Regions from separate parts of the Homo sapiens genome. Here region 2 is linked to region 1. A link is an interaction called in ENCODE POLR2A ChIA-PET data of the cell type or tissue named here. Cell type or tissue: OCI-LY7. All regions are shown on one strand. Links, peaks and the distances in the headings refer to the core of each region. The heading gives the core; the rest is flanking DNA. Region 1 has its middle 44 kb from the start of SPATA12. Region 2 overlaps TASOR (transcription activation suppressor).

Evidence for each region. ChIA-PET counts read pairs that join two places held together with the same protein. Peaks named below come from ENCODE experiments on the same cell type or tissue, not always from the same donor. Only the 100,000 strongest peaks of a DNase experiment are listed, where the experiment ranks them.
Region 2: POLR2A ChIA-PET joins it to region 1 with 10 read pairs; 2 of 35 experiments call an interaction of 5 or more read pairs at or near these places.

What each region holds. Positions count from the first base shown.
Region 1 is chr3:57,008,210-57,024,625 of GRCh38, reverse strand. It overlaps a transcript of ARHGEF3 not described here. Among named protein-coding and RNA genes, the nearest start is that of SPATA12, 44 kb to the left of the region's middle. RefSeq lists an enhancer at 8,814-9,579. In OCI-LY7, for the core only: CTCF peaks have their summits at 7,451, 7,653 and 8,554; DNase peaks (open chromatin) are centred at 5,425, 7,715, 9,455, 9,845 and 3 weaker places; H3K4me3 peaks cover 4,883 bases; H3K27ac peaks cover 5,985 bases.
Region 2 is chr3:56,645,221-56,653,220 of GRCh38, reverse strand. It overlaps TASOR (transcription activation suppressor), which reads left to right. Exons shown (of 24, transcript NM_001365635.2): 12 at 4,164-4,236; 13 at 4,328-4,399; 14 at 5,998-6,699. Among named protein-coding and RNA genes, the nearest start is that of TASOR, 34 kb to the left of the region's middle. In OCI-LY7, for the core only: no CTCF peak of the experiment used is centred there; no DNase peak of the experiment used is centred there.

The sequences.
Region 1 (16,416 bases), core at 4,134-12,133:
GTCCCAGCTACTTGGGAGGCTGAGGCAGGAGAATGGCGTGAACCCGGGAGGCAGCGCTTGCAGTGAGCCGAGATCGCACCACTGCACTCCAGCCTGGGCGACAGAGCGAGATTCCGTCTCAAAAAAAGAAAAAAACAAAATTGCTCTTACCCTACACAAAGTGGATTTTTTTTTGTTTTATTACAGAAATAAGCCATATACAGGTATAGCTCTGATTTTTTTTTTTAAGATTGTCAAGTAAAATTGAATCTGTTTGCTATTGGCCTTCCAGGTATGGTGGCTAAGGGAGATATTTCAGAGGCAGCCCCCTACTTTTTTTTTTTTTTTAATATCTTTCCTTCTTTTTGATAGATCCAGGTCAAATTGGAGTAGAGTGTTCTTGATGTAGGAAGCTTCAATATTCTGTTTATAACATTAGGCAGGAAAGAAGATTTCTGCAAGGTTAGAATGTCATGGTGGAATGGGCACTTTGGGGAGTGGTGGGTTCCCGAGTGCTGTGTGTATGCAAGTGTAAGCATGTACCTGTGTGTTGCTGTTTTCTCAAGGGAGTATGAAGGGTGCATTGGGGTGCCCAAAGCAGCATCAGATGTGACACAAAGAAACCAACCCCATGCCAATTTGGAGAAGGCATGATTTAAATTAAAGTCAAGGAAGTCTATCTCGAGTGTCTACTCAGTGCCGGGGGCGTTGTTCTGGGTGCTGTGAATGGCACAGGCCGACTCTTGTGAATCTTATAGTACAGGAGCACACAGACCTAAACAAGCTATTCCCAGGGCAGTGAGCATGTGACAGGGAAGTGTGAGGATCTGTAGTCCCTTTGGGGTGGACCTAACATTCCCCGTGGGAAGTAGCAGACAGAAAATGGAAGCATCTGTGAGGGATAGCCAGGTAAAGAGCAAACCATGTGGAAGGGGCAGTGTGTGCCAAGGTCCGGACTCCACAGAGATGTGATGTGCCGGAAGCAAAGACAGCATCTCAGTGAGACTGGATCATGTCATATGGCAGGGGCCTGGGAGTCCTCTGGGCTGGGAACACTGGGTCCTCTTGGCCTTGGTAGTAAAGAGCTTAGACTCTGTCCTAAGGGTCCCAAGAGGCCACTGAAGTGTTTTAAATGGCTTCTTAAATCTGATTAAATCTGCATTTTGAGAAAAGATCTCTGGCTAGAGTGGGAAAAAGATTTGGAGGGAAGCAAAACTCAGGGCTAAGTAACCAGCTGGGGGTATTGTAGCCATCCAGGAGAGAGATGATGGAGGTCATAAATACCTGTTGAGAATAAGTGAGTGGATAGCTTGGATAACCAATGGAGAGAGGTGAACTCATGAAAAATATTCGGTGGTAGAATTGAGAGTGGATCTGGGGACTGAACAAATCCATCCATCCACCTATAAAACTAACATCTGTTGAGCCCCTTCTGTGCATCTGGGACTGTGTTTGGGATAGGGATACTGCAGTGAATGAAGCGGATGTGGTGGTCCCTGCCCTGATGGAGCTTACCTTCTGGTGAGAGAGACAGACCATAAACAGATGTGTGAAGTGGCATTAGCTGGTGGTGTATGCTGTGAGGAAAGATAGAGTATGTGATAGGGTGAGCATAAGCAGGTGGAGTTTTACATAGAGACACAGGGAGAGCTTTTTTGAGAGAATAACATTCAACATAGACCTGAATGTTGAGAGAGCAAGCCCTGCAGCCTTCTTGAGGAAAATCATGGCAGGCATCAGGGACAGCATGTGCTAAGGCCCAGGGGCTTAGCTTGGACAAAGAATGGCATTCAGGTCAGTACAGATGTGGGTGATGAGACGGTCATACGTGTGGATCAGCCTGATCAGCCTGCTACTGCGAGTCATGTCTTGAAAGATAGGTCCTCTCTTCCTTTGTTGGCAAAAAACAGGGTCCTCCTAGGCTTCCCCAGGTGACTGGACAGGGCAGTCTCGGGAGATTGGTTCCCAGTCAACAGAGATGGTTGAGCCTAGGCAAAATAAGTGCCTGGTTGGTAGTGTCTATGTTTGGGTACAGCTGTGAGTTTCAAGCATGCCACCAACATTCACACAAGTAGAGAAGAGGAAATGTGGCAGAGCACAAGAAGGAATGTTTTTCTGGAATAATCATTTATGTTAGCTGGATCACCAGCATGTATTCATGCTTCTTTTTTTTTGTATATAGGAAAGCTATTGATTAATAACTTTTTTTTTTGAGACAAAAATGACATTCAGATCAGTACAGATGTGGGTGATGAGATGGTCACACGTGTGGATCAGTCTGATCAGCCCTGCTATTGCGAGTCATGTCTTGAAAGATGGGTCCTCTCTTCCTTTGTTGGCAAAGACAGGGACCTCCTGGGCTTCCCCAGGTGACTGGACAGGGCAGTGTCTGTTACCCAGGCTGGAGTGCAGTGAGGTGATCATAGCTCACTGCAGCCTCAAACTCCTGAGCTCAAGCAATCCCCCTGACTCAGCCTCTAGAGTAGCTAGGACTACAGACACATGCCACCGTGCCCGGCTAAATTTTTAAAATTTTTTTGTAGAAACAAGGTCTCATTGGGTTACCCAGGCTGATCTTGAACTCCTGGACTCAAGCAGTCCTCCTGTCTCAGCCTCTCAAAGCGCTGGGATTGCAGGCTTGAGCCACCATGTCCAGCCAACTTCTTTTATTCATGTTGATTAATATTATCTAGTTTTCCTGTTTGCTCTAATAGTTTTGCAGATCTTATTTTATTATTACTATATTTTTGTAGGGAGGGATTTTTCCAGACATATAATTGTATCATCTGCAAATTAATACAATTTTGTTTTCCCTTCCTTTCTAGTCAGTATGACTTTTTTTGTCTTCTAATTGGATTGGTAAATGCTTCCTGAATAAATTTTTTTTTTTTTTTTGAGATGGCGTCTTCCTCTGTCGCCAGGCTGGAGTGCAGTGGCATGATCTCAGCTCACTGCAACCTCTGCCTCCCGGGCTCAAGTGATTCCCCTGCCTCAGCCTCCCAAGTAGCTGGGGTTACAGGCACGCACCACCATGCCTGGCTAATTTTTTGTATTTTAGTAGAGATGGGGTTTCACCATGTTGGCCAAGATGGTCTCAATCTGACCTCATGATCTGCCTGCCTCGGCCTCCCAAAGTGCTGGGATTACAGGTGTGAGCCACCGCGCCTGGCCGCTTCCTGAATAATGTTAACTAGCGGTGGTATGTAGAGTTCCTCTTGCTTTGTACCCACTTCAGTGGGAGTGCGCTAATGTTTCCCTAGGAGATGTGATGCAGGCTTTCAGTTTGAGCTTTATATCTCTTAAGGAAGTTTCATTCCATTCTTGTTTTGTTAAAAGTTTCTTTTTTCAATCAGGAATATATGTTGGAATTCAACAAGATTGGCATCTAAGGAGACATCTGTTTTTGTTTTTTCTTTTGACTCTGTAATGAGATGAATTATATTGATAGATTTCCTAATGTTGACCCATCCTTTCATTCCTGGGGTGAACCACAGGTGTCTATGTTTGGTTACAGCTGTGCTTTTCAAGCATGGAGCTACTTTCTGTCATTTAAATTAGTACTCCATGAAGATGTACTTGGTTTATCCTGTGGCTTAGAGTAATACTGACAGGATAGCTTTCCTTCTGTTTGAGGCATTGAAGCTAGAGGAAATGAACAAACCATTCATCCATTAGACCAACTTACATTTATTGAATGCTTATTATCTGCAAAATGCTGCTGGGTGTACAGCCACCAGTATCCCTTATAACTAAGAGACTTAGGATTCTATGCAGTGGTTCTGCTAGGAAATGTTATTGCAAGTGACAGAAATGCAGTTCATTCAGGATCAAGCTCCATAGGGAATGTAATGGCCCACAGGAATGGAAGGTCCGACAGTAGATAGCCTCAGGCATGGTGGGATCCAGGGGCTCAGTGTCGATTAGGCCTTGCTGTCACTCTGCCCTTCTCTTGGCTCTGCTTTCTTCTGTGTTGAAATCATTCTCAGGAACGTTTCCTCCCTGTGATACCACCAACTCCAGGCTGGCATTTGACTCCAGCTATGGAGTGAAAGCTTATTCCCACTTGTTCCAGCAGAGCTTCCCGAGTGAACTCAGATTTGTTCACAACGTGGGCTTCGTGCTCTCTCCTGGAACTCTGGAACTCGGGGGTGGAGGATGGAGTCAGCCTCATCTGAACCCATGGATGGAGAGTGAGGGAGGGGTGGTCCCCCAATGGGAAGGCCAGGTGCTGTCACCCACACACAGGGAATTGGATGCTGGGTGGCAGACACCCCAGATGTTCATGCCATCTGGGCCAGCGATCCCCTTTGTGGTCTTCACTGTCCTTTTTCACAAGTGAGAGGGGAGGTGGCAGGGAGCCATGATTCCTGACTCAGCCCCAGGACCCTGCAAATCAGTGACAGCATCAGGATTTTAAGTCCCTACCTGAAGTTTCAGGCTTTATTTGCTCCACTAAATTAGGCATGAAAACCTGAAATCCCAGCCCTTGGGAAGGCCAAGGCAGGTAGATCACTTGAGGTCAGGAGTTTGAGACCAGCCTGACTAACATGGTGAAACTCCGTTTCTACTAAAAATACAAAATTAGCTGGGCGAGGTGGCGCTCGCCTGTAGTCCCAGCTACTTGGGAGGCTGAGGCAGGAGAATCACTTGAACCTGGGAGGTGGAGTTTGCAGTGAGCCGAGATTGCACCATTGTACTCCAGCCTGGGCAACAAGAGTGAAACTCTGTCTCGTTCATAAATCAATCAATCATGAAAATAGATGGAAATAGAGAGTTAAGGCATCATCCGTGCACCTTGAGGGTTGATTATTAAAGAAAAGATTTCCCCAAGCTCACCCTTACCCCCAGCCTCTCAGCCACATATAATAATCCTTCTTGTCAATTCCTTATTGTTCCCTTTTCATAATGAACTTAGAAGGTAGATGCCTTTAAAAAGGTGTCTTGGATGGGATGTTACATACTTAATATAGAGCCTTTATAGTAGCAAAGTTTTAATTTGACAAAATCTTGCCTGATCTGATGTGGCATCTCTTCAAATAGTATTTTTTATTTTAATTTGATTGAGGTGTAAATATATCTGACACACATGCCAACTTAAGGGACAAGCTTTTCTGCATATGTTTACACCTCCTGGGATCAGGTGTAGCACTTGTTCAAGCACTCTGCCCCCATTCCAGCTCCTTTCGAGCCCCCTTTCTTTCCCTCCCCTCCTCATCTCCTCCCTAGGAACACACCGAGGCTGAGAAAGACTGTGACTTTCTTGCCATTGCCTACCTGGGTGCACACACTTGGGTCCAGGGAAAAAATAAGAAACCTGATCCTGAAGAATTGTGCCGGGAAGGGAGGTGGGAAGCGTCCATCCATGGAGGAGAAATGGCCACCTACAGAGCCCTCTGGGAGTGCCCTGGTCTACCTGAGACTCAGGAAGTCCCCCTTGCTCTCTTGTTCCTCTTTTATAAATAAAGAAACCAAGGTCTAGAGAGATAAGTGATTTGTCACAGTTCACCCATCCAGTGATGTAGGCTGGAGGCCAGGAGGATGGTCCTGGTTTATGGGCCAGCTACCCACTGTGGTCCTTGCTACCCAATGAATCCAGGTGGCTTAACATTGGACTCGGTCATTCTCATCCCTCATTTCATGATACTGTTAATTTTTTTTTTTCTGGAAAATCTTGAAATTCTGCGAGAGATGGCATATATAATGGAAAGAATACAGATGCTGGAATCTGACATTCTTGGCTTCAAATTCCTTCTTTGTTTTATGACCTTGGGCAAGGATGTTAACTTCCCTGAAGCTCGATGTCTTCATCTGTAAAAGGAATAATATTAGCACCAACCTCATATTATTGGTTGTGGGGATTAATGAGATGATACATGTCACATGCTCAGCACACTACCTGGCAGATACTGTCTTTAAATGGGAAAAGCCAGGTTGTGACTTTTTTGGTGTGGGGAAGGTGAGACACGACATAAACGTAAAGCATCACAACCTCCCCCAAATGTGAACACTTTAGCATAACTTTAATCATTATAAATTAGTTTATTAATTAATGATAGCATGGTATATTTAAGAACACAGCTCTGGAGCCAGACTGCTCTGGTTCAAATCCTGACTGTACCACTGGCCAGATGTGTGACCTTTTGGAAGTTACTTAAGCTCTCTTTGCTCTGCTTTCCTTGCATGTAAAATGAGGCTAATTATAGGACCTACCTTATAGAGTAGTTCTGAGGATGAAATGAGATAATGCAAACAACACCCTTCCTTAGCCCAGTGCCTTAGTTGATGTGCAGAAAATGTGACATTATTATTACTAACAAATTGATCTATATTCCTTTTTGGCCTTTAAAGTTTTTTTTTTTTTTTTTTTTGTGACAGAGCCTTGCTCTGTCACCCAGGCTGGTGTGCAGGGGTGCCATCTCAGCTCACTGCAGCCTCAGCCTCCCAGGTTCAAGTGATTCTCCTGCCTCAGCCTGCTGAGTAGCTGGGACTACAGGCATATGCCACCACGCCCAGCTAATTTTTCTATTTTTAGTAGAAATGGGGTTTCACCATGTTGGCCAGGCTGGTCTCAAACTCCTGACCTCAACTGATCCACCTGCCTTGGGCTCCCAAAGTGTTGGGATTACAGCGTGAGCCACTGCACCTGGCTTTTAAGCATCTTGAATGAAGTTTTGCCTTGGTTTTCACAGCGTAACTACTGCATGTGCTCTTTGCACTTCACTGAAAGTTTTTTTCCAAGCTCGTTTCTCTTCCTATTCATGTTAGCACTGGGAGCTGGGAGAGAAGACTAACCATTTCCCAGCATCAGGCAGCATCCTTTGGATGTTGTAGAAAGAGGCTGGTTAGCTCTTGGAGAAGCGTGAATGGGCCACTCTCCTGGGTCCAGCCTTTTGTCCACTGGGGACAATGTGTGGCTTTCACAGTGACTCATCCTTGGGCAGCCGTGACGACATCGTGGGAAAGGAGGAACAGAGTTCAATCCAACGTGTGCCAAGGGGGCATCTCTGTCCTTGCAGACGTGGAGCTGGTGGGGGCAGGGAAGGGTTTGTTTCTTCAAGGACCAAGGAGTCAACCCAACTAGCAGAGGGTCAAGTTGAGCAACTGAAAGGATGTGAGAAAACAAAAAGTGCTGGCTTGGTGGGCTCGGCCTTTTTATTTTGAAAAACGCTCCTTTTAGCTCTCAATTGGCCCCTTGAGCTGCAGGGAGCAGTGCCAGTTAACCCACATTTAATTAGAAACTGGGTTAGTGGACATTCTCTTTCTTCCCAGAGCATGTCCTGGGTATTGGAACCTTTCCAGGGACTGGTACAGTAACAGCCATTTACATGGCCCTGGCTTTCTGGGCGCTGGAATCAGCCTTGGGTGAATATACATCCCTACCCTTCCCCCAACCTCTGCTGACTCTCTCCTGATGGAATTTGCCAACTCCACGCATAGAATGCAGACTTTCCCTGGATTTGTCTAAGCCTCAGTCTCCTTGGTTTACCTCTGCTGTTTAGGAAACACTTAATCCTCACCTTTGAGTTTTTATTTTGCTCTTTAGTGGTGACATTGTGTGCATTTCCTTTTGTTTGGTGACTCGTGTGTGTGTGTGTGTGTGTGTGTGTGTGTGTGAGAGAGAGAGAGAGAGAGAGAGAGAGACAGAGAGAAAGCTTTCCTCTCTCTCCCCCACCAGGCCTCACTGTGTCTTGTTTCGGGGACTGAGACCCGGCAGACAGTGACACAGTGACTTCCTTGTCTTCTTGGTTCCCACCAGCTGATGGGCAAGGTCATTTTCAAAGTCCTGACACCTGCTTATCATAACCGCCAGCTGCACTCCACAAAGAAGACCCCTCCCCCACACCAGGGAAAAGGGGATATAAGAATAGACCTGGGGGGGACCAAGAGCAAGAGAGTGAAGGACACTGTGCACCAACTCAGAGGTGTGGGTGGGCATTTGGATTGACAACTGTGCTTAGCACCAGCTGATGTAAATTTTCCATCCTAACGGTAGCTATTTTGAAAAACTCTCCACACATTCGAGAAGTCTTTAAAATAATAAAACATTTGCATGGACATTATGTGATTTGATCTCCTTTTTGTCATTCTTTTTTCTTTTTGAGACGGAGTTTCGCTCTGTTGCCCAGGCTGGAGTGCGGTGGTGCGATCTCAGCTCTCTGGATCCTCCGCCTCCCGGGTTTAAGCAATTCTCTGCCTCAGCCTCCCGAGTAGCTGAGATTATAGGCGCCCACCATCACGCCCAGCTAATTTTTTTTTTTTGTATTTTTAGTAGAGACAGGGTTTCACTATCTTGACCAGGCTGATATTGAACCCCTGACCTCATGATCCTCCCACCGAGGCCTCCCAAAGTGCTGGGATTACTGCGCCTGGCCGTTTTTGTCATTCTTGCAAGCAGCATTACCTTTTAGAAAGCAGTTTCAGTCCACCTGCCTGCGTCTTACCACTTGGATGTGCTGTGATGTCTGAGGCTCTGTATCACGAAATACATAAATTGGATTGGAAGGTGGATTTCAGTAGAGGTCACAAATGGCAGAAAGATAGTTGTGTGATAGTTGTGCATGTTCTTTTCCTTGTGTGGGTGTGAGTGCCACTAGGGTCCTGTAGGGGCATGGTCTGCTCTGTGAACTTCCTGCTGGATATGAGGACGCACCCAGGTGGACCCCTGCCTCTGTGGTCTCTGTCTGCAAGATTCGGCCATCTGGGGATTGGAGATCCAAGAGTTCATCATTGCCAGTGCTGCTTGGGAATTGGTGGGAACAAGACTTGTCTCACCACTGAACATGCTGTGGTCTTGAAAATGTAACAAGGGTGGCGAAGTGTCTAGGGCTTTAGATACAGGTAGATCCATTTTGAGGGTCTGAAACTTATATAATTTGGGGGACCTTTTCAAGAAAAAGAATTTTAAGGCCAGGTGCAGTGGCTCACGCCTATAATCCCAGCACTTTAAGAGGCAGAGGCAAGAGGATCACTTGAGCCCAGGCGTTTGAGACCAGCCTGGGCAACATAACTAGACTTCGTTTGTACTAAAAAAAAAAAAAAAAAAAAATTAGCAGGGCGTGGTGGTGTCCGCCTGCAGTCCTACCTACCCAGGAGGCTGAGGCGGGAGGATAGCTTGAGCCCAGAATGTTGAGGTTACAGTGAGCCATGATCCTGCAACTGCACTCCAGCCTGGGCAACAGAGAAAAAATAAAAAGAATTTTTAAATATCCCTTTCCGAATTTTACAAAATTGTAAGAGCACATACACCTTTCTAAGGAGGGTCCTGTGAAGTGAGGGGCCCCTAAGCTTCAGTTTCATTGGTTTCCTAGAATATCCATTTTGGGCTGTAGCAAAACAAGTAGAGACATGTTGTGAGGGAAGGTTTAGAGGTAGGAGAGTAAGAAGTTTATCTCTAGGTCAGATTAGAAACGGGGTATAGTGTTACCATGTGTCTGCAGGTGGCTACTTAACTCAGTTGTAGCCAAAAGCAGTCCTAGTCATTTACATAAGTGAATGAGCGTGGCTGTATACCAGTAAAACGTTATGTAAACTGGCAGACGGCTGGATTTGGCCCTCAGGCCCTAGTCTGCCAACCTCTGGTTTAGACAATTAATAATTTCAGGTTGTTGGCAGACTTTTGCTAAAAAAAAAAAAAAAGTACATGAAAAAAGTTAACAAGCTTTGGCCGGGCACAGTGGCTCACGCCTGTAGTCCCAGCACTTTGGGAGGCCGAGGCGGGAGGATCACGAGGTCAGGAGATCGAGACCATCCTGGCTAACACGGTGAAACCCCGTGACTAGTAAAAATACAAAAAAATAAATTAGCCAAGTGCAGTGGCGGGCGCCTGTAGTCCCAGCTACTCAGGAGGCTGAGGCAGGACAATGGCCTGAGCCTGGGAGGTGGAGCTTGTGGTGAGCTGACATCACGCCACTGCACTCCAGCCTGGGTGACACAGCGAGACTCTGTCTCAAAAAAAAAAAAAAGTTAACAAGCTTTATAAATATTTGCTTTTGTAATTTTACTTTCTATGTTAACTGTTAATCTGTTTATTGTAAAAAAACTGAAAAGTTTAGAAAACTATAAAGAAATATAGTTTTCTAATTCTGCTGATCATTAAATACTGTTAATCAGTGAGTATTGTGAGAAATTTCCTTCTTGCATTGGTACGCATATGCACAGTAAATATTTTAATAGAATTATACCACATATTTGGCTCGATTTCCTGCTTTCTTCTGGAATATGGGAGTCCAGGTTGTGATGAACAGGGGTGGTGATGGAAGGGGCGTGGTTTGGAAGGAAGGTGCTGTAGTGGTTAAGGCTGTGCACTATTGTGTCCAGAATCGGTGTGTTCTTGATCTCACTGACTTCAAGAATGAAGCCGCGGACCCTCACAGTGAGTGTTACAGTTCTTAAAGATGGTGTGTCCGGAGTTTGTTCCTTCGGATATTCAGACGTGTTTGGAGTTTTTTCCTTCTGGTGGGTTCGTGGTCTTGCTGGCTTCAAGAGTGAAGCTGCAAACCTTCCCGCTGAGTGTTACAGCTCTTAAGGGGTCACGTCTGGAGTTGTTCGTTCCTCCTGGCGGGTTCGTGGTCTCGCTGGCTTTAAGAGTGAAGCTCCAGACCTTCGCGGTGAGTGTTACAGCTCATAAAGGCAGTGCAGATCCAAAGAGTGAGCAGCAGCAAGATTTATTGCAAAGAGCAGAGGAACAAAACTTCCCCAGAGTGGAAATTGACCCAAAGAGTTGCCGCTGCTGGCTCCGGCAGCCTGCTTTTATTCCCTTATCTGGCCCCACCCACATCCTGCTGATTGGTCCATTTTACAGAGAGCTGATTGGTCCATTTTACAGAGAGCTGATTGGTCCGTTTTGACAGGGTGCTGATTGGTATGTTTACAATCCCTGAGCTAGACACCAAGTGCTGATTGGTGCATTTACAATCTTTTAGCTAGACACAAAAGTTCTCCAAGTCTCCACTAGATTAGCTAGACACAGAGCACTGATTGGTGCATTTACAAACCTTGAGCTAGACACAGGGTGCTGATTGGTGCATTTACAATCCTCCAGCTAGACACAAAAGTTCTCCAAGTCCCCACCAGATTAGCTAGCCACGGAGAACTGATTGGTGCATTTATAAACCTTTAGCTAGACACAGAATGCTGATTGGTGCATTTACAATCCTCTAGCTAGACATAAAAGTTCTCCAAGTCACCACCAGATTAGCTAGATACAGAGTGCTGATTGGTGCATCCACAAACCCCAAGCTAGACACAAAGTGCTGATTGGTGCATATACAATCCTCCAGCTAGACATAAAAAGTTCTCCAAGCCCCTACTGGACTCAGGAGCCCAGCTGGCTTCGCCTAGTGGATCCCATGCCAGGGCCGGGGGCTGAGCTGCCTACCAGTCCCACACCGCATGCCTGTACTCCTCAGCCCTTGGGCCGTCGATGGGATGGGCACCATGGAGCAGGGGGCAGTGCCTGTCTGGGAGGCTCTGGCGACACAGGAGCCCACCGCCAGGGCGGGGGGCTCAGGCATGGCGGGCTGGAGGTCCCAAGCCCTGCCCAGCGGGGAGGCAGCTGAGGCCCAGCGAGAATTCGAGTGTGGCGCAGGCAGGCCGGCCGGCAGTGCTGGGGGATCCGGTGCACCCTCCGCAGCCTGGCCCGGGTGCTAAGCCCCTCACTGCCCAGGGCCAGCAGGAGTGCAGGGCCTGCCAAGCCCGCACCCACCCGGAATTCACGCTGGCCTGCGAGCCCGTGCGCAGCCCCGGTTCCTGCCCATGCTTCTCCCTCCACATCCCTCTGCAAGCAGAGGGAGCCAGCTTCACCTCGGCCAGCCCAGAGATGGGTTCCCACAGTGCAGCGGTGGGCTGAAGGGCTCCTCAAGTGTGGCCAGAGTGGGCGCCAAGGCTGAGGAGGCACCAAGAGCGAGCAACGGCTGCCAGCACACTGTCACCTCTCACTATGGCATCAGAATCCTGGGTGCAAAACCTAGTTCTGGCTGAACTGTGAGACCTTGAGTAAGTGACTTTAGTTCACTTGTCAAATGGTGATAATCATTCTACCCACCTTCTATGTCAGTTGTGAGGATTAAATTGATAAACTACAAAGAGTGGCCACGTGCAGTGGCTCACGCCTGTAATCCCAGCACTTTGGGAGGCCAAGGTGGGAAGATCACTTGAGGTCAGCAGTTCGAGACCAACTTGACCAACATTGTGAAACCCCGTCGCTACTAAAAATACAAAAATTAGCTAGGTGTCATGGCGGGCACCAGTAATCCCAGCTGCTCCGGAGGCTGAGGCAAGAGAATCACTTAAACCCGGGAGGTGGAGGTTGCAGTGAGCCAAGAGCACACCACTGCATTCCCTGGGCAACAGAGAGAGACCCTGTCTCAAAACAACAACAACAGCAACAACAATAACAAAAGAGGGCTTAGTTCACGACCAGGTACAGATTTAAGTGCTGAATGAATGTTGGCCATTCTTAATATTGTTATTGTGATTGCATTGTTGTAATAATGGTAGTGGCTCTTGGGTTTTGAGGCAGGTCACGAGGCCATCTCCTGTAGACCCCATTTCATACTCAACCTCAGTCTTCTTGGCACAGCTCGTTGGGAGCAGCCCCTCAAGTTCCCTCAGAAGGCACATGTCCCTCTTGAGTATCCTATGAGGGAGTCTGAATCCTCAGCAAGGACCACCCAGGACCCAGGGCCAGTCAGTGCTGACCATTCTTCCACCTAACCAGACCCCACCGCTTCTCCTCACCACCACCTTCTTCCTTCCTCATAGTGCAAATCAGAGGCCCTGCGAGCACTGGGAAGCAGTGAAGATGGAGTGAGGCCTGCAGTGATAAAATACTTTCAAAAGCCAGGTCTCATGAATCCTCAGCATAGCTGTAAGGGATTGGGAGTGATTATCTCCTTGTACAGATGAGGAGACCAAAGTTTCAGGTCACACAGCAGGTAAATAAGTGATAGTATTAGGACACCTTTCTTTCTGGTGTCAAATCCATACCTGCTGCCTTTGCTCTGGTTTAGATTAGGATTTCTCAACCTTGACACTATTGAATCCTTGGGTTGGAGAATTCTTTGCTGTGGGTGGCGGGGGAAGGTGGGGGGCTGTCCTGTGCATTGGAGGATGTTCAGCAGCATCCCTGGCCTCTCCCCACTAGATTCCAGTAGCACCCACCTCACCCCACTCCCTTGTAACAAAAGAAAATATCTCCAGACATTGCCATATGTCCTGTGGAAAGGCAAAAGAGGAGACGTATATATTTGAATGTGGGCAGTGGGGATTGAGAGCAACTCTATCCAACTTGGATTGCTGTCATCAGTGTGCCCCGTGGGAAATCTTTAGGGAGTTCACCGCTAGGGCAGAAAAAAGGTGAAATCGTTGTTTTAGATCATGTGCTTAGCACCATCATGTTCCTGTAAGTTCCAGGCGGTTTAACTTTGCCTCCTTGTGCCAAAAACGTCTTTGTTTTCATCAACTGTGCTTCTGTTTCTTCATTAGGCTGCATTCCGGTCCCAGTTTCACCTTCCCTCCGATTTTCCCTCGCCGGTTGCATGTTCATCATAGCTCCTACACGCAGGGGTGCTCCCACTAACTATGGAAGCGGGCGGGAGCATTTCCCCTCATACTAAAGTCTACTTTGGGTCTGCTTTGCAATTTCCTTTTGGTCTCCCTCCTGGAGATTCCTGTGCCACCTGTTAACACCCTTTTGTGTTTGGCTCATTTCTTTCTTCAAATTTTGCTGCTTTTAATCTTTCTTTCTAAGCTTAGTGGAGTGTGTGTAAATTAGGAGTGAGCAGACGATGAACAAGGGTCCAAATGTCTCTTCCTTGGGGTAAAGTGTATTTTGTAAAACAGCCCAAGTCTATTTTTCAAGATTAGTCTCCCCATGATTCAGGCCTTTCCATGAACACTGGGGTCCTTGGTTCTCCATGGTGGGCTCCTTGGGAGTCAGGGCTCTGAGGAGGCAGACACTTTGACTGTGAACAGTGGAGTTTTACACACCTAAAGTTGGCATGTCAGGTACAGGTTATAGATAGTCAAAATTAATCTTCAAAATGCATAAATCCTCCAAACCATGCATAGTTTTGTATGTACAACCCTGTAAAATAACCTGTATATGTAGATGTCAATGTACATAGTTGTCACATATAGAGGAGTGCACATGTAAATAAATTCCACTGTGGGTTTTTTTTTTTTTTTTTTTGAGATGGAGTCTCGTTCTGTCACCCAGGCTGGAGTGCAGTGGTGCGATCTCGGCTCACTGCAAGCTCTGCCTCCTGGGTTCACGCCATTCTCCTGCCTCAGCCTCCCAAGTAGCTGGGACTACAGGCACCCGCCACCACGCCCGGCTAATTTTTTTTGTATTTTTAGTAGAGATGGGGTTTCACCATGTTAGCCAGGATGGTCTCTATCTCCTGACCTCGTGATCTGCCCGCCTTGGCCTCCCAAAGTGCTGGGATTACAGGCGTGAGCCACCACGCCCGGCCCACTGTGGTTTTTAATAATGGAAGAGGGTATAGAAGACAAGGTGTGTCCCTGAATTCTGAATATCTAAGGTATGTGTGCTGTGGCGCCTGCATGTTAAAAAGAGACAGGAGAAAGCCCTGAGGTCAGAAGCCCGGGCTCAGAAGGCAGCTGCCTGTGGTCCAGTTCCTGCTCCACCACTTGCTGCGGTGTGACTTTGTTTGAGTTCATGGCCTTGCTGTGCCTCTGTTTCATCATCTTTAAAATGGGTATGACGAGAATACCCATGCTTTGCACAGAGTAAGAGCTTACTAAATGTTAGCTGTCATGCTGTGTTGCTGCTCACTATTATTATTATTAATTAATCATAACATGATTATTATTACCACCTCCAATGAGATGGGCTGGTTTGAGAACTGAGATTCCATCCTGTGTCTCTTGGCTTGTGTGGTTCCTTTAAAGAGATGTGGAACAAGGTCCCATCTTCTTACCCTGGCATTCCATCACACAGACACACACTGGGTGTGCTGGGAGTCTTCTCCACGCACTCTCATTTGTTTCCCGCAGCAGTGTGGCTCACTTTTTGTTTAATCTCCTCCAGCAACTTGGCAGGCCTGCAGCCACCCTTCACATCCTGGCCTGTCCAGCAGGCTGATAAAATGCAGATGTAGCTACCACCCCGCTCAGAGATCCACCCGCCTCTAGCCTCACTGTCATGGGTCCCAAACATGGATTCTTGGCTGAGGGGCTGAGGGACTGGGATAAGGGGTGGCGGGTTGTGCGAGACAGCCCATAGAGGTCAGAGGGTCCGGGGAACTTTAGAAGTAGCTCTAGGTTCCTTGCATGAGCAGTGTCAGAATTGCAGGCAGGCTGGGGGATAGGCCCCAAGTTGGTGGATCTCCACTTAACAGATTTTTTGGTACTATTTTTTTTAAATAAAAAATTTTGATTTCATAGTTCATTCTTGAGCGTTCAGCTGAAATGAAAAGTGAAAAAGTTTAAGCAATATGTTAAAGGGCAGGGGTGGGGAGGAGCCGGACCTCAGAATGGGAGCCTCAAACTTGAGGCTCACAGGGCCAGCCCATCATGAAAATGAGAGCAATGGCTTGGGCCATGCATTCTGTTTCCCAGGAACTCATGGCCCATCCTGGTTCCTGCCTCCTGTTGAGAATGCTAGCCCATGGGGCCAGATCTGCCAATTTCCCAAGATCATGTAGAAATTGGAATCTTAATGTAAAACTTCCCAATTCTCATGAGAGCCATCTGGACTTTGAAATGTTGGCAATTCATTGAAAAAAATTCTTTTAAATATATTTTTGAGCTGGAATTGAAAATCCACCAGCTTGCAAGGGACTTGAGAGATGCTGTGCTTGTGCCCCTAGGGTTTACAGATGCGGAAACAGAGGTCCAGAGAAAAATGACAGGGCCTGGTACAGTGACTCATGCCTGTAATCCCAGCACTTTGGGAGGCTGAGGTGGGTGGATCAGATGAGGCCAGGAGTTCAAGACCGGCCTGGCCAACATGGAGAAACCCCGTCTCTACTAAACATAACAAAAATTAGCTGGGTGTAATTGCCTATAATCCCAGCTACTTGGGAGGCTGAGGCAGGAGAATTGCTTGAACCTGGGAGACAGAAGTTGCTGTGAGCCAAGATCACGCTACTGCGCTCCAGCCTGGGTAACAGAGTGAGTCTCTGTCTCAAAAAAAAAAAAGGCTTGTCCGTGGAATCCAGCTCTCTGGAGCTCCCACTGCAGATCTATTTCTTCCAATTCCATCCAGACAGTGTGTTTCTGTTTGGCAAGCGGGCTGTTACGTGGAGTTTTATTGCAGGTAAAGGGGTCATCCAAACTGCTCTGTGGAGCTAGCAGAGTGACCACAGGAGCCCCAGGAAGCGTGAGCGTGGTCTTCATTCTCGGTTGAGCCAAAAAGGCTCACACGTTTCCAGACAAGGCTATTCTTGGCAGGGCCACCTCCTAGGGATTAAT
Region 2 (8,000 bases), core at 1-8,000, 370 kb after region 1:
CATGATCTTGGCTGACTGCAACCTCCACCTCCCGGGTTCAAGCAGTTCTCCTGTTTCAGCCTCCCGAGTAGCTGGGGTTGTAGGTGTGTGCCACCACACCTGGCTAATTTTCGTGTATTTAGTAGAGACAGGGTTTCGCCATGTTGGCCAGTGGTTGTGAACTCCTGACCTCAGGTGATCCACTGGCCTCGGCCTCCCAAAGTGCTGGGATTACAGGCGTGAGCCACTGCGCCCGGCCTGGCCTGTCTTTTTAGGACTCTGAAGAGGCATATTTTCCACGTCTGTTAACCTTGTCTATGTTTTCCATCTATTTGTTTCTCTGTGCTGCATTCTAAGTAACTTCATCATAACTATCTTCTAGTTTAAAAATCCTGTATTTAGCTGTGTCTTATTTGTTGCTTTATTTATTTATTGTGTTTTTAATTTCACAGGGAATGTTTTTTATTTTTAAAAGTTACATTTGAATTTTTTTGGATCTGCCTGGTTATTTTATAGCAGGTTCTTGTTAAGTCTTTCAGAAGTATTTAGTGAGTACCTATCATACGCCAGGCAGAGTTCTAGGAGGTGCACATTATATTCCGGTATTCTTTGCCTATATTTTTTAAGTGAAATAAAATTCACATAACATAAAATTAACCATTTTAGCCATTTTTTTTTTTTTTTTAAATAGGCAGGGTCTTGCTTTGTCATCCAGGCTGGAGTGCAGTGGTGTGATCCTGGCTCACTGCACCCTCGACTTTCTGGGGTCCAGTGATCCTCTTACCTCATCCTCCTGGGTAGCTGGGGCTACAGGTGCGTACCACCACACCTGCCTGATTTTTGTATGTTTTGTAGAGACAGGGTTTTGCCATATTGCCTGGGCTGTTCTTGAACTTGGCCTCCCAGAGTGCTGGGATTACAGGTGTGCACCACCGTGCCCAGCCATTTTAGCCATTTTAAAGTATATAATTCTATGTTTTTTTTAAAAGTAGATTCACACTGTTGTGCAACATCAACACTATCTAATTCCCGAACATTTTCATCTCAGAATTCACTGTACATTCCCCCTTCCTAATCCCTAACAGCCATTAATCTACTTCTGTCTCTATGGATTTATCTGCTCTGAACATTTTATATAAATAGAGTCAAGAATATGTGGCGTTCGGTGCCTGGCTTCTTTCACTAAGCATAATTTTCAAGGCTCATTGATGTTGTAGCATATATCAGAACTTCATTCTGTTTTATGGCCCAGTATGCTTTCATTGTGTAGATAATACCACATTTTGTTTGTTCTTTTATCAGTTATTTCTATTTCTTGGCTACTATGAATAATGGTGCTATGAACATTAGCGTAAACATTTTTGCTTGAAAATGTTTTTAATTCTTCCAATTATTTTATGTCTTTAAAGATTTCATAGTGGATTATTTTCCTTTTTGCATCTGATAATTCCAATTTTTGATGCCTTTGAGTGTTTGAATCTTTTTTTTTCTGCTGAATCTCACTTTAGTGTAGCTTATTTCCTTCTAAGCTTTTTTTTTTTGAGACAGGACTCTCTGTTGCCTAGGCTGAGGTGCTATAGTGCGTGGCACAATCACAGCTTCACAGCTTGAACTCTCAGGATCAGGCAATTCTCCCACCTTAGCTTTCCAAGTAGCCAGGACTATAGGCATATGACGCCACACATGACAACTTTTAAAATTTTTTTTGTAGAGTTGGGGTCTTGCTGTGTTGCCAAGGTTGGTCTTCAACTCCTGGCTTCAAGCAATCCTCCTCCCACTTCGACTTCCCAAAGTGCTGAGATTACAGGCATGAGCCACTGCGCCTGGCCCATTGTACATGTATTTATACTAACTCTTTTTTTGTGGGGGTGGGGGAGTGCTATAATACCTTTAATGTTATCTGGAAATTTAAAATAGTAGAATAAACTAATTTAAAAACCCCAGAGATTGGATTAATATCTTTTTTTTTTTTTAAGAATAACCAAACAGCTAAAATAGAGACAACAGGAGCACAATTTGCAGGATTTTTCTTTTCTGCAGAGTTGAATGGATTTCATTGGGCTGAAGCCACAGATATAACTGCTGAAGCCTCTGTCAGCCTTAGTGTTGTTTCTGATCATAGATTGCTTGTACTCCATGGATTTCTGGAAACATTGGGCCCCCTTAAAATACAGGAATCTTTAGGTTACTGGTAGTGGAATTTATAAAACCTAGTATTTGGAGTGAGTGAGAGGTTAAAGGCATCTAATTGGTTTTCGTCAGTGAGCACAAAACATGAAAATCTTGTGCTTCGTAACTTTTTATTTCATCAACTAGGAGTTTGAACAAAATATTAAAAGAAGTATATTATCTAAAATACTTTGGATAAAAGTATTTGAAACAAAATTTTCAGGTACATTGTCCGCTTGTAGTATACTCTAAGAGACTTAGCGTGGCTATAAATGGTAGCCGTAAGACCCAGTTAAATATCTTGCAGGGCCAATACTATATGTCAGCAGTATGATGTAACTTGGCCTGAGGATTTTTAACCTTGGCCCTGGGATTTTTAGGAAACAAGGCCACCTCAGCACAGATTAACTATTAGAAACCTTACAACAAAGTTTACCCTTACAAGAATATTTGAACTTCCTTTATAAAAGAAAGACCTGATAACTGACCCTCATGGAATCCAGGCAGTAAAAATGGGGAAAGATTCCCCAAAGTTTAGAATGGTCTTCAGATGGACCTAGTCATTTGGTCATCTGACCCCATGACTTTATCTGTCCCATACCACCAGCCTGCTTCCACTAAAATAACCTCCTTGAGTACCAGGTATCTAAGACTCATTTTTGGCACAGATTGAACTGAAGGAGAAGTTGACCCTGGAGAAAGTGGTCAACTAAGCTACCTGAAACCCCCAAACACAATACCACTTTACTTTTGAGTGTGCAAACAATGTTTTTATTAAATGTGAATTAGTAGCACAGTTACTTTTTGTCCTCTGAATTATTAGTTTTTATACAGGCGTTGTTTACTGGAATTGTTTTAGTAGGAATTTAGGTAGTACGAGTTTTCTTTCAGAGCTCAGATATCCTTTTGTGTTCAGTTGCCATGCTCAGTTTCTCATTTACCCAAAACATTGTGAACTATTGCAGTAGCCCCTGAAATAAATTCTTTGCATTAGATTGTTTTTCTGCGTCCTGCACTGTGCTGTCAAGTCTTCTTTCTTACTGTTGTTTTAAGGAAACAGTAGCTCAAAGGGATATGCTCTCAAGGACATTCCTGGCCAGCCTGGCTTCTGGTCTTTTTACAGCTAACCCATGATCTTTCATTCCCGACTTGTCTTATACATTTATCCTAGTCTGTCCTCACCCTGTTGCCAGTGATAAATATTGTGATGTTTGTAAACTGTCCATTACAACTCACCTTTGCTCATGGTGTTGCCTCTACTGAAATGTCCTTCCTACAATCTCAGGCTCTTGTCAGTGTACCCATTCTTCAAAATCCACTTTTGATACACTTTCAGTAAACCTTTCTTGACCATCTTTTACTACCGTAAACAAACTGTATTTTTCCATTTCTGTTATTTTGTAAATCTCTTAGGGAACTTTTCTGTCTTATGTAATTACTGGTATTTATTGTGGTACTCTTTCTACCTAATTATAAACTTCTCGTGATCAAGGATCTTGTGTTGCTTGTATTTGGATATCTCTGGGCAAATTCCCTTACATGTGAAAAGTGTTCATGTAATATGTGTGCAGTTAGATTATGGCAACACATTGGGTTTGTGATTAGTCTGAACTCTTGCAACGCAGTGTTTCAAAGCATGTTTTGTATCTAGCATCTAGCACATTACCTTGGCCATTAATAAACATGTCTTTTGAACTGATGAAGAAAATTGAAGTCTTTAGCTTGGTCCTTGTATTTTAGCTTCAGGGAAAAATTAACGTGGTTTTGCAGTTAGGGGAGTTCTTTCAGTAACATTTTCTCATTAATGTTATGAAAACCAAGGAATTTTTATTTGATTGGAATCCTGTTAATCAGCAGAGTTGGTAGAAAGAATTAACTAATTCATTAGCAATATTTTTTCTTAAAAGATGATTAAGAACTTTTTTTCTTTACAATTAGTAGAAAATGCTGTGTGTCTGCCTTATGGTGAATAATAATAAAGCAGATACAACTTCTTCCTTCCCCTCAAAATACAGGTTCTTGTTAAACCTTTGGGAGACCGAGGATACCTTTTTCTTCTCTCCCCTTATCAGATGGTTCCTCCATATGGTAGGTGGTCTCTCTTTAATAAATTTTTACAATTCTTTCTTAACTTTTTAGTTAAAACACATTGCTAATGAGTTTGGCTTCTGTTTTTTAGAATATCAGACTGCCAAGTCTCGAGTCCTACATGCTTTGTTTCTATTTCAAGAACCTAGAAGCATAGTTACTTGTAAGTTCTTTGAATATCTAAATCTGGTTACTTATAGATACTTAACATTTCATTGAAATTTTCCAGATAACTCACTAAACATTTTGTCTTTCTTACCTCATGTTTCAGGAAATACTGGGGGTTAAGAGGTATTAGCAATATAAGACACAAATTATATGAATTTTTTTTTTTTTTTTTTTTTTTTTTTTTTGATACAGAGTTTTGCTCTTCTTGCCCAGGCTGGAGTGCAGGGGCGCGATCTCAGCTCACTGCGACCTCCACCTCCCAGGTTCAAGTGATTCTCCTGCCTCAGCCTCCTGAGTAGCTGGGATTACAAGGCATCTACCACCACTCCCAGCTAATTTTTTTGTATTTTTAGTAGAGACGGGGTTTCACCATGTTGGCCAGGCTGGTCTCGAACTCCTGACCTCAAGTGATCCTCCTGCCTCGGTCTCCCAAAGTGCTGGGATTACAGGCATGAGCCACTGTGCCTGGCTGACGATTTTTTTTAACTATGAAAAATTAATTTGTGTTTATCAGTGCTCTCATAAAGCTTGATTATAATTGTTATAGTACTGTAGCTTAGTTATGATGGTTACTTTTTATTTATTTTAGAGATAGAGTCTCACTCTGTTGGAGATAGAGTCTCACTCTGTTGCCCAGGCAGTGGTGCGATCATGGCTCACTACATACAGCCTTGCCCTCCCTCCTAGGCTCAAGTGATCCTCCTGCCTCAGCCTCTTGAGTAGCTTGGGATTACAGGCGTGCGCCAGCACAGCTAGCTAAGTTTAAATTTTTTTTTTTTCTTTAGAAGCAGGATCTCACTATATTGTCTAGGTTGTTCTTGAACTCCTGGCCTGAAGCGATCCAACTACCTCAGCCTCCCAAGCTGCTGGGATTAGAGGCATGAGCCACTATTCCCGGTCTGTGAGGGTTTTGTATGATTATTTTTTAGCTTAGTTCAATTTTGCATTCAAATTTTAGTAACTCTAAAGCATCATTTGCCAGGATAAATATTAGGCAATTCAAAATTAATGAGAATTTTTGGCACTGATATAAGACAAGATTTGTTAACCACCTTTTCTAAGAATGAACTTTAATACTGTGTATTAAGCTAAAGTTCCCACTAATGGCTTTATTTCACTGTTGGATTAAGGATGAGTTTCTCAGTTGTGGCTACTCAGCATCTACATATCTGTTCATGTGAAGTTAGTTACTACTTTATAAGAGGAAGAGATGACATGCAGGACTGTTTTGCTTGGAGCCTCAGATCTTGTTCTGTCTCTGTTTCTTCTTACATATTGCTTGCCACTATTTGAATTTCCTGGGGGCAGTAGGAAGTGAGATCTTCAATGAGTGGGTGATTTTTCCTTTAAAAATGTGTTCTGCTTTTTCATTTGTTTTAGTTTCTTATTGGCCTGTTTTAGGATCCTGGACTTTACAAGCATGCTATTCATATATTTGCTATATTGTATATATGTACTAGGGTACATACTCGTCTGGTTCAACATTAATGTATAAATGTTTTTATACTTCTTTGGCAATATTTAGATCTGTATTTGATTAGTTTCTTGATTGCTAACATGGTTTGCTTTTTTGTTTGTTTGTTTTATTTACAGCACAAAAAGGTTCAACCAATGCAGCACCACAGGAGAGGCATGAGAGCATGCCAGATGTATTAAAAATAGCTCAGTTTTTACAATTTTCTTTGATTCAGTGTCGAAAGGAATTCAAAAATATAAGCGCCATAAATTTTCATTCTGTTGTTGAAAAGTATGTAAGTGAATTTTTTAAGCGAGGTTTTGGTTCAGGTAAACGAGAGTTTATTATGTTTCCATATGATTCACGATTAGATGATAAAAAATTCTTATACTCAGCTCCCAGAAATAAATCCCATATTGATACTTGTTTGCATGCCTATATTTTTCGGCCTGAAGTGTATCAGTTACCTATTTGTAAATTAAAAGAACTATTTGAAGAAAATAGAAAACTTCAGCAGTTTAGTCCACTTTCAGATTATGAAGGTCAAGAAGAAGAAATGAATGGTACAAAAATGAAATTTGGAAAACGAAATAACTCAAGAGGTGAAGCCATTATATCTGGAAAGCAAAGATCATCTCATTCTTTGGATTATGATAAGGATAGAGTCAAAGAATTGATTAATTTAATTCAGTGTAGGAAAAAGAGTGTGGGTGGGGACTCAGACACAGAAGATATGAGAAGCAAAACTGTCTTGAAGAGGAAGCTTGAGGATCTACCTGAAAATATGAGAAAGCTCGCCAAAACCAGTAATTTATCTGAAAATTGCCATCTGTATGAAGGTAAAATATCAGATTGCTCTTATAACAGCCAAAAATAAAGTAGTTCTGTTCTTTCTTGTAGCAGAGGGGCGTATAAATTAAAGCCTGAGGGTCAAATTCAGCCTGTCCACTATTTTTGTAAAGAAAGTTGTATTTGAATACAGCCATGCCCATTTATTTATGTGTATGTAGCTGCTCTCATGCTGTCATGGCAGAGTTGGCACTGAGACTGTATGGCCCACAAAGCCTAAAATATTTGCTACCTGGCCCAGTACAGGAAACACTTTACAATTCCTGCCCTGGTACATCAGATTTCTAAATTGTTTGGTTTAGGTTAACATGACATAATAATACTAATCAGAACTCTTGTCCTTTTATATTCCTTTATTTTTTTTGAGACGGAGTCTTGATGTCTCCCCAAGGCTGGAGTGTAGTGGCATGATCTCGGCTCACTGCAAGCTCCACCTCCTGGGTTCATGCCATTCTCCTGCCTCAGCCTCCCGAGTAGCTGGGACTGCAGGCGCCTGCCACCATGCCCGGCTAATTTTTTGTATTTTTAGTAGAGACGGGGTTTCACCATGTGAGCCAGGATGGTCTCGATCTCCTGACCTCGTGATCCGCCTGCCTCGGCCTCCCAAAGTGCTGGGATTACAGGCGTGAGCCACCACGCCTGGCCATATTCCTTTATTTTTATAGTTGAAGAAGTATAATATCAGAATAGTAGTATCTTTTAGGCTGTTGCATAATGAAAAGGAACCTTCTGAATTTGAAAATAAAATATGCATACACATACTCTTTTCTACCCCAAGAATCCAGGAATATCTTTGGGTTTTTCTTTTTTTGTTGTTCTTTTTTCCTTTGTTTTGTTTTAGTTGACAGAAAAAGATAGACATGTAAGGCGCTTGTTTTAAGTGTGTTTGTTTCAATATTGCAAGTCAGCTAAAACACTTTTATCTAGATTTTTAAGATCTTCACACTACTAGTTGATAAGCACAGAATGAGTTCTTTTGCATTCATAGAAAGTTGACATAACAATCCACGTTTTGTGTTACTGTTGCTCCTCTGATTATGGCAGAACTGAATATTCTTATGCTTTTTATTAAGCAACTTGTCTCTTCAGATTCAGTGTGTCTTAGTCTAGGTTAGTCAGATCAGTGTCTTAGTCTAGGTTAGTCAGATCAGTGTCTTTTTACACTTTTGCTCTTAGCAATCTGTATTTGTATCCTCACTTTTCACTTTCCTGCTCTTTTTATTTATTTATTTATTTTTGAGACAAAATCTCACTCCGTCACCCAGGCTGTAGTGCAGTGGCTCAGTCTTGG